Regions from separate parts of the Homo sapiens genome. Here region 1 is linked to region 2. Evidence: read pairs that join two places in POLR2A ChIA-PET (ENCODE). Cell type or tissue: PC-9. All regions are shown on one strand. Region 1 overlaps SSR3 (signal sequence receptor subunit 3). Region 2 has its middle 48 kb from the start of TIPARP.

What was found. Peaks named below come from ENCODE experiments on the same cell type or tissue, not always from the same donor. Only the 100,000 strongest peaks of a DNase experiment are listed, where the experiment ranks them.
Region 1: POLR2A ChIA-PET joins it to region 2 with 5 read pairs; 9 of 35 experiments call an interaction of 5 or more read pairs at or near these places.

Annotation. Positions count from the first base shown.
Region 1 is chr3:156,547,327-156,551,326 of GRCh38, reverse strand. SSR3 (signal sequence receptor subunit 3) reads left to right here. Exons shown (of 5, transcript NM_007107.5): 3 at 2,324-2,422. Among named protein-coding and RNA genes, the nearest start is that of SSR3, 5.8 kb to the left of the region's middle. In PC-9, no CTCF peak of the experiment used is centred here; no DNase peak of the experiment used is centred here.
Region 2 is chr3:156,624,096-156,628,095 of GRCh38, reverse strand. No RefSeq gene overlaps it. Among named protein-coding and RNA genes, the nearest start is that of TIPARP, 48 kb to the left of the region's middle. In PC-9, no CTCF peak of the experiment used is centred here; a DNase peak (open chromatin) is centred at 1,785; H3K4me3 peaks cover 292 bases; H3K27ac peaks cover 2,457 bases.

The sequences.
Region 1 (4,000 bases), 77 kb after region 2:
ATAACATTTTTCATTCATCTCTTTAGAATCAAAGTCATGTTCTTTTTACCTTTTCCTTTCTACTTTAGGCTTCTTGAAGACACCCGCCATATTTTATACTCCTTAAAACAGTTAATGGTACATTTAGTTCAGTAAAATTTCAATGACTTACTGACTTAATAGACTCAGAATGGAGGTTTTTTTTTTAAGTCATAGTTTTGGCTTTATATTAAATATGCTACTGACTTTGAAATGCCTACAGATTTGCAAGATGGTTAAGGTTCAAAGATCCAGCAAGATGCTGAGTGTGGGTAGCTGTTGGCAGTAGAAGGAAGATGGCTTCAGCGTTGACAGTCTGGGTTCCAGTGCCAGCTCTGCCACTCTTAAATGTGTGGCCGTGGGCATAATTTTACCTATGTAGACTTCAGATTCCTCAGCTATAAACTGGGGATGCTAGTGGAATTTCAGAGGGTGGTGAGGATTCATTATGATCATACATGTTAAGCATAGAGTCTGGCACATAATAAATGTTTATGTGCAGGGTTGAAGAGGTTGGGGCTAAGAGAGCCCTTAGAAGTTGTTTTTGTTTTTTAACGTGGCATAATTTAAACCATGTTTGCAAAGATGTTTTTATTTTAAGAAATCAGGTAGTGTCTTTTTTTATTTTTAATTTTGGAAGTGTTCTGACATACTGATGTGAAAGAGTAAAGGAAGAAAAATACAATTGATTTTATGGGTTATCTTAGTTGACTAAGTGCTAGGTCACTAGCGTGACCTCTATTTTGTTTTAGAGTGTTCAGCACTGAGTGAGGTTTATTTTCTGAGAGCTCTAAGACAGAGGGGAGGGCTTCCTCCTCTTGAGTTGCAGTAAACCTGCAGTGTGGTTGTTATGCCCCTGGTAGGTGAGGATAAAATTCTAGACCTAGAAGAGAAATTGCTTAGTTATCTGGTGTAATGTCTTCATGAGGATTTATCATGTGGACAATCGGTTGACTGTTCGTCCTAAAGACACATAGTGACAACCAACTCTTTTGAAAATGCAGTAGTTTATTCCTGTGTGCTAACAACTTGATAGTTGGGGTGTGTGTATATATTTTTTATATTAAGCTAAGAAAGGTTTCTGCAGTAAACTGTGTCCATTTCTTTTCAGTTGGTCTTTTGTGGAAAAAAAAGTTGTCTGATGTTAAGTTCAAGAAACACATTTATTTATTTTTAATTTTTCTTATTTTTCCTGTTCTCACAATCTGTTCTCATGAAGAAACATATTTAGTGCCTGGTCTGCTAAAGAGGTTCAGAGAGAAGAATCTCTGCCTTTGGAGCTGAGTGTATCCGAAGTGCAAGAAGCATATGAAAAAAGATAGTTTTTATATAATGAAATGAATCAAATGAAGTTGGATCTTCGGAGTAAAAAGTTCATTTTAGTGTCCTAAAGTGTCTCTTAAAAAGACAGCTCTCTGCCCCCTTAGCAGCCTTTTACTTTAGGTTTCAGAATTGATTTCCTCTTAATTGTGTGTGTTTTGTTTTGTTTTTTTTTAGAACTATTTTTTCCTCTTTCCAGTTACCAATTTGTGTGGGGTAACAAGGTTTAAAAAGTAACTTTGTAAACCTTTTAAAAAATACATTATTTGAAACTGACTAAACGTTTTCTTTTTATTAATAACAATGTCAATTCTAACTCAGTTCTTGAGTGAGAGAGCTAAAGATGGAGACAGGTAAAAAAATAGGTAAAATCAGTTGCAATTTGTGCTTAACTTGTATCCCAGACACCCTTGTAGTTGAAGATCAAGATTGAAAACTCCTGCCTTGAATGACCTGGGGCTTTCTGTCCATCACACCCAGCTTAAATTGTCCTTTGGAGTAAAGTTAAAATAATTACTTTAAGATATTACAGCTGTTATTTCCACTTCGTTTAAGCCTAGTTTTCGCTCCTGTTATGTACTTGGAATTGAAATAATACATCATTTACTAATGCCTTATGAAATTTATTAGTTGAACAGTTAGATGATAGGTTAAAACAAAATGTAGTTAAAATGATTCTTAACTAAATTGTGTTAATAGCATTTGACTTTATTAACCACATTAATTCCTAAACTGTGGAAAATTCTTCTTTTTAAGGGGAAATCAAAACACGTCACTAATAAACCACATCTTGGACATTTCTCGAACTTCTCTTTTGGCTAGTGCAGTGTAATAAACTTGGAACTTTCTGCTCAGCTTCTTTTCTTGAAATGTGAAATATCATTCTGTTGCCAGTACGAAATATGAGTACGGTGTGTTTCTGAGAGAGTGTGATGTTCACCTCTGTAGCATATGGAAACTTTTTCTTTTTTTCTTTTTCTTCCAGAGTAGCACAGAAGAGGGAGGATGCTGTTTCCAAAGAAGTGACTCGAAAACTTTCTGAAGCTGATAATAGAAAGATGTCTCGGAAGGAGAAAGATGAAAGGTTTGACTCCTGTTTAAAGTATGGCCATCATAAAAGGGGGTACTTTGAAGAGAATTTTTTGATTTTTGCTTAAAGAATTTGGATTTTGGAATTGTCTGAGGTAAATTTTGGAATTGTAGTAGTAGTAGTAATGGAAATAGTAATAGCTGACTTTTAGAGTTTTTATTACAACCAGATACTTTTATCTGTGCTGTACAATAGTTGATTTATTCCTCTAAAGAGTCCTGTGAAGTAGGTACTATTTTTATCTCCTTTTTATACCTGAGGCAACAAAGGTACAGAAAGCTTGAGTAACTTGCCCAGGGTCCTGAATTAGTACATGGTAGATCCATGATAAGAACACAGGCAGTTTAACTTGAGAGCTTGTACTTGTAACTGTCTGCTGGAATTGAGGAGGCAACAGAGCTTTGTACAGAGCAGGCTTTGTCTGTTAATAGGTGCACAACCTTGAACATATCGCCTAACCCCTCTGGGTCTGAAGGGTTTATGTGTTAGCATGTCTATGTGGTGGTATTTCTGTTCCTGAGCTTCCCGAGGGATATCCCATAATTAGTTATCTGTATTGGTTGGGAAAAAGAAAATAACTGGGTTTTTCTCCTGTTGCCCAATTCTGTGCCACGTTTGTTAACCCCTAGTCCCAATTTTTTCTGCCGGCTGCTCTTAGAAGGCTTATTGGACAATCTTAACATCTGAGTAGCAGAAGTCCCTGAGTAAACTTGTGCTGAAGAATTGCCACATAGTTTAATAGTTGTGGATCTGCTGGTTTTCATGGATCTTTTGTTTCAGTATCAAGAAGATGCTTTGTTGGAACATATTTTTTACCCCACTTTGCTCCAGAACTTTGTGTGAACTTCCATTGTTAAAGTGCATATAATATATTTTCTGTATTTAATACGGTTTTCTTAAAATGCATATAAAACAAGTAACACACTTTTAAAGGACCAGAAACCATTTAAAAGGAGGAAAAGGTGGATGAGCAAGTACCTTAGAGTTAGTTACAGCAACTGAGCACTGAACTTAGTTGTGGGTTTCCAGGTGTCAGGGGAAGCATCTGAGGTCACATAGCTTTCATTGTCTGACGAGAAGCAGCATGCAAGTCCTTCTGAAAAGAAACTTTCCTGGCACTGGATCTTGGAAATACTTTATCAAGTGGATCCTTATTTAAGGGACACTGAGTAACTTAATGAACAATGTCTTCTATAGTGGTTTTGGAAAGGTACCAAAACATTATTAAAATGATTATCTTCTATGGCTCCTTTATAAAACTGAAGGCACAGTATTATGACAATGGAGGCCTTTCTGCATGGAGCAGCTTTAATGAGGTCGGGCTGCATAGCTTTCCAATTGCTTGTTTTTTGCATAGGGATCAAGGTTAGAAAATCTAGGTAACTGTTTTAGAAAAAACTTTTTGTTGTATTTTTCATTACAGTGGTGTTTCTTAAACTAGGGTATGCATAGTTACCTAAATTTCAAAATGTTTGTTACAGCTTTTAAAGGTTTTCAGTGATTAATTATGTCAGGGATAGTAAATGGGTTTCCTCTGCCCACTGCAGTCTTGGGCAGATTTGGTCTGGCACT
Region 2 (4,000 bases):
AATGCTGTACTTAAGGATGATTCACTACTGTGTCTGGGTCCTGCTACATGCGTGCACACACAGAAAACCAAAATAGCTATTTTCATGCCACATACAAATAACATGTGTATAAATATAGCTACAACTAAAATGTGTTCTTTGTACATGAAAATGTCACTGGCTTTTGTGAGTAGGACATATCGTCTGAGTTGTCTTTGTCTTTTGCGATACCGATAATGAATCTTCCCTGGTCACATGTAACTTTATTACCAGTAACATTCACTAGTTCAACTGCTGAGATGTCAATGGCACAGGAAAAAATAGGAGCCCATCAATGGAGCAAAACAACACTCAGTGGATCTTATCCACACTACTTGTATCTTAGGTTGAAGATCCTGTGATAGAGTTAAGGAAAAGATTTAGGAGTGTTTCCCCCCCTTTAGTCCAAACTTTTCCTGCAAATCAGAATCATTATGGGGGGCTTTTAAATACCCTAATGTCTAGGTTCTATTTCATACCAACTAAGTCAGAATGATTGGGTGTGGAAGTCAGGCATCATTAGTTTGTAAGATCCCAGTTGATTCTAATGTGCAGCAGAGTTTGAGAGCCACTGCCTTAGCCACCTTCATTATGAGATCTAAAAACCTCTTATAGAAAGAATTTCTCTTAGGTCTCATGGTCAAATGTAGATATAAGGATTAGGTAAATTTTCCTCCCTGCTGAGTGTGACAGAGATTAATTATTCTTGAAGGTTTATTCCTCCTAATTCCTCCATCATAAGAGAATGTCTAATTTTTAGCTGCCTACGTAGCCACACAGAATAAAGACCACTTTTCCCAGCCTTCCTTGCAGGAGGGCATGGCTGTATGTTTCAATTCTGACCCATGGGATTAAGTGGAAGTGGTGCATATTCCTGACAATCATTAAAGAGAAGGTATGTATTCTTCCACCCTTCCACCTTCTTGCTAGCTAGAATGCAGATGTAGATGAAGCTCCAACAGGCAATTGGTCACTGAGATGACTTTAGAAGAATGGAAGCCACACAAAACAAAGAAAGTAAAAGGAGTCTTGTTCCCCACACCAAGCTCGATACCAGCTCTAGAATGACTATTCTGGGCTTCTTAATGGGGGAGAAAAAGAAACTAGTTTATAGCACTATTTCTGTTCATTATAGCTGAACCTTATTCTAACAGACTCAATGGTTCTCAAAATTTGGTATATATCAGAAATATCTACAAAGTGAATGAAGCATATTCAAGTAGGTGATTCTGATACCTAACCAAGTTTGAAAACAACTGTACTAGATATCCTTAGGAGGTAGAGAGCACACATGATGAGGGTAAAACTTAGAATTCAAAAAGTAATGAGTGATTAGAATCATTTGCAAAAGTGAATCTACTAAATAAAATATTCAGCAGTACAGTGTAGTGGTTAAAGACTTTGGTTCAGGAGACAAACAGAACTAAGTTTAAATCCTGGCATTGCCACTTACCAGCCATAAGTAACTAAACTTCTAAACTGTTTTCCTCATTTATAAAATGTCAGGTTCTAACTGAGGTCCAAGGGGAGTCAGTGGGCAAGTGGTGGGTAGCTGCAAAAACACTCAAGGAATCGTAGACAGTTTTGACGTGGCTTTACTCTCTCTCTCTGGGCATGAGCAAGCTATATGTACAGCGTTAGCAGGGTAATTATACATTTTACAGACAACAGTAGCTTCGAGCTAAGCACAAGATCACGTGGGTGATACCTAATGCACCTCACATGGTGTGGTTACATAATGTGTGGGGTTGTGCACCTGCACTCCAAACCAGATGAGTCATGCTGCGCTGGAAGGGCACTTCAGCCTACTCCTGACTAAAGCTTAGCCATTTCCCTTACACTCTACCCCCTAGGCTGAGAGTGCCCTCTGGGCAGGGACATGTGCCTGTAGGGCAGAGCCCTGCATCCATAACAATAACAATAACAACAATACAGAGAGCAACAGCTCACTACTAGGATCCCAGCTATGCTACTTATGACTATTAGGGCCCAGAGTAGGCCAGAGCCTAGGGATGCCCACTATTTCTGCAGGGGGTCATCAGTAAGGCTCTGGACCACCTTACTCTCCCATGAGACCTGTTGCAGAGCTACTGTTATGTTCTGCTGATTGTCAGGGATAAAGGTACAACATTGTGTTCCTTAAAAGGCACAGGTGCCTCCTTGGGAAGCTATTACTATGTCTAAGGCCATTCGATTTTGCCACAAAACCTTTCTGATCTGATCAACCTCATCTGTTAACAGGAGGGCCACTCAGATGTAATTCAGAGCCCGAGTGCTGTGCTCTGCAAGAGCAGTAACTTGTGCTTCTACAGTTATGACACCTGCTCCAGGGATAGTCATTGCCAACCATCAGGGGGCTTGTTGCACTCACAAAAACTGAGAGTGTAGTGCCTCCCATTTATGCGGGTATCTGGGCAATGTGGGGAAAACACATGGCAGGTGGCATGGGGGTGGCAGGTACATAAGGCCACCCCCAGGTACAATGTCCAGTCCAGTGTGCTGGTAGGTAAGGCCACCCTGTGTCCCCACAGATCCATAAACTCCCCGGGGGCACAACATCTATCGGGGACCAACCTTGGTGGGGCCACTTGTTCCACCATACCTTCGATATGGTGACATGTGTTATGTTTACACAGACTGTGATGGGTAGGCATCCCACAGTGGTGTTACCCCAATGTTGCTCTATGCATCATGGCACCTGGGCTGGGGGTACTACATGTTCCCCCATTAGGCAGCCCCACCCATTATAAACACTATGGGCCAGCCAGGGGGTGGGTGCACCATGGGCCTTGTGGCAGCCTTTGTCCAAAGCTTGCTGCATTGCATTCGAGGCATCAGCCATGGGGCCCCAAGTCTCCAACCATGTCCAGTTCACTGAAGACACGGGGTGTATGTGCCAAGGCAAGCAGTCCGCAGCTGCTGCTGGAAGGGTGGTACAGATCAAAGAGTTGGAAACATTGGTCACTTCAGCGTAGGTGTGGGCCCAGTCCACAATGCAGTTGGAGCATGTTAACCTACAGCCAAAATGATAGAGCAGGCACAGGTACTAACAGAGGTAAATCACGTCCCTCAGGCAAAATACAAGCTAAACTTTCATCCCTGGATAACAACGTGGTCACCATGAGCTTTTGCCCTGGGAGATGGTACCATACTTTCTCAGCTCCCCATGGTTCCTTTGAGTCCCGTCTCCATGCAAAAGTCACGGGGGAGCTCATAACATGCCACACAGACAGTACATATGTCCCCTGAGGAGGGTTCCTTCCCTGGCCATTCCCCTATGAACAGTCAACCGTGGGGACTATGCATTGAACACCCAAGGAATGACAAGCAAGTCATACTGTAGGCCCTCCCCCAAGGGAGCTACAATGGCAACCACCACAGTGGGGGCTTGGAGGGTCCATGGCCACAGCCAGGTTTTCTGTTCCCTCGCCTTCAGGGGTGTTGGGGCAAGCAACATTCATCACGGCAGGTTACCGTTCATCCCCATACCTGGTCAGGGGAGGTCATCCTTGGTATGTATCTGTAACTGAATGAGGGTGGTGGCCTGGTGTAACAAAGCCTCCACTGGGGCCAGGCCACCTTTCTGTGGCTATTCATTCAAGGTTTGGTGCATCAGGTCCAGCCTGGAACTCCAGCCCCGCAAAGACGAGGGTGTGACAGGCAAGCGTAACCCATTCTTCAAGAGCCTGTTACATCGCTCAATCATATCTGCAGCTTGCAGGTTGTATGACACATGGAATCCCCACTTTATGTCCATTTCTTGTGCCCATTCTTATACCTGTTTTCCAGTGAAATGTGCTCCCCTATCAATCTCAATGGCCAGAGGGTGACGATACAGGGCACCTAAGTGTTGCAGAGGCCAGATGGTGTTCTGTTGGTTGGCCATCCTGCAAGGGTAGGTGAACAACAGGCTTGCAGCCGTGTCCACAGCTGTAGTGTATGCATATACCCTTGTAGTCTACTTGCCACCTGGTCAAGGGCA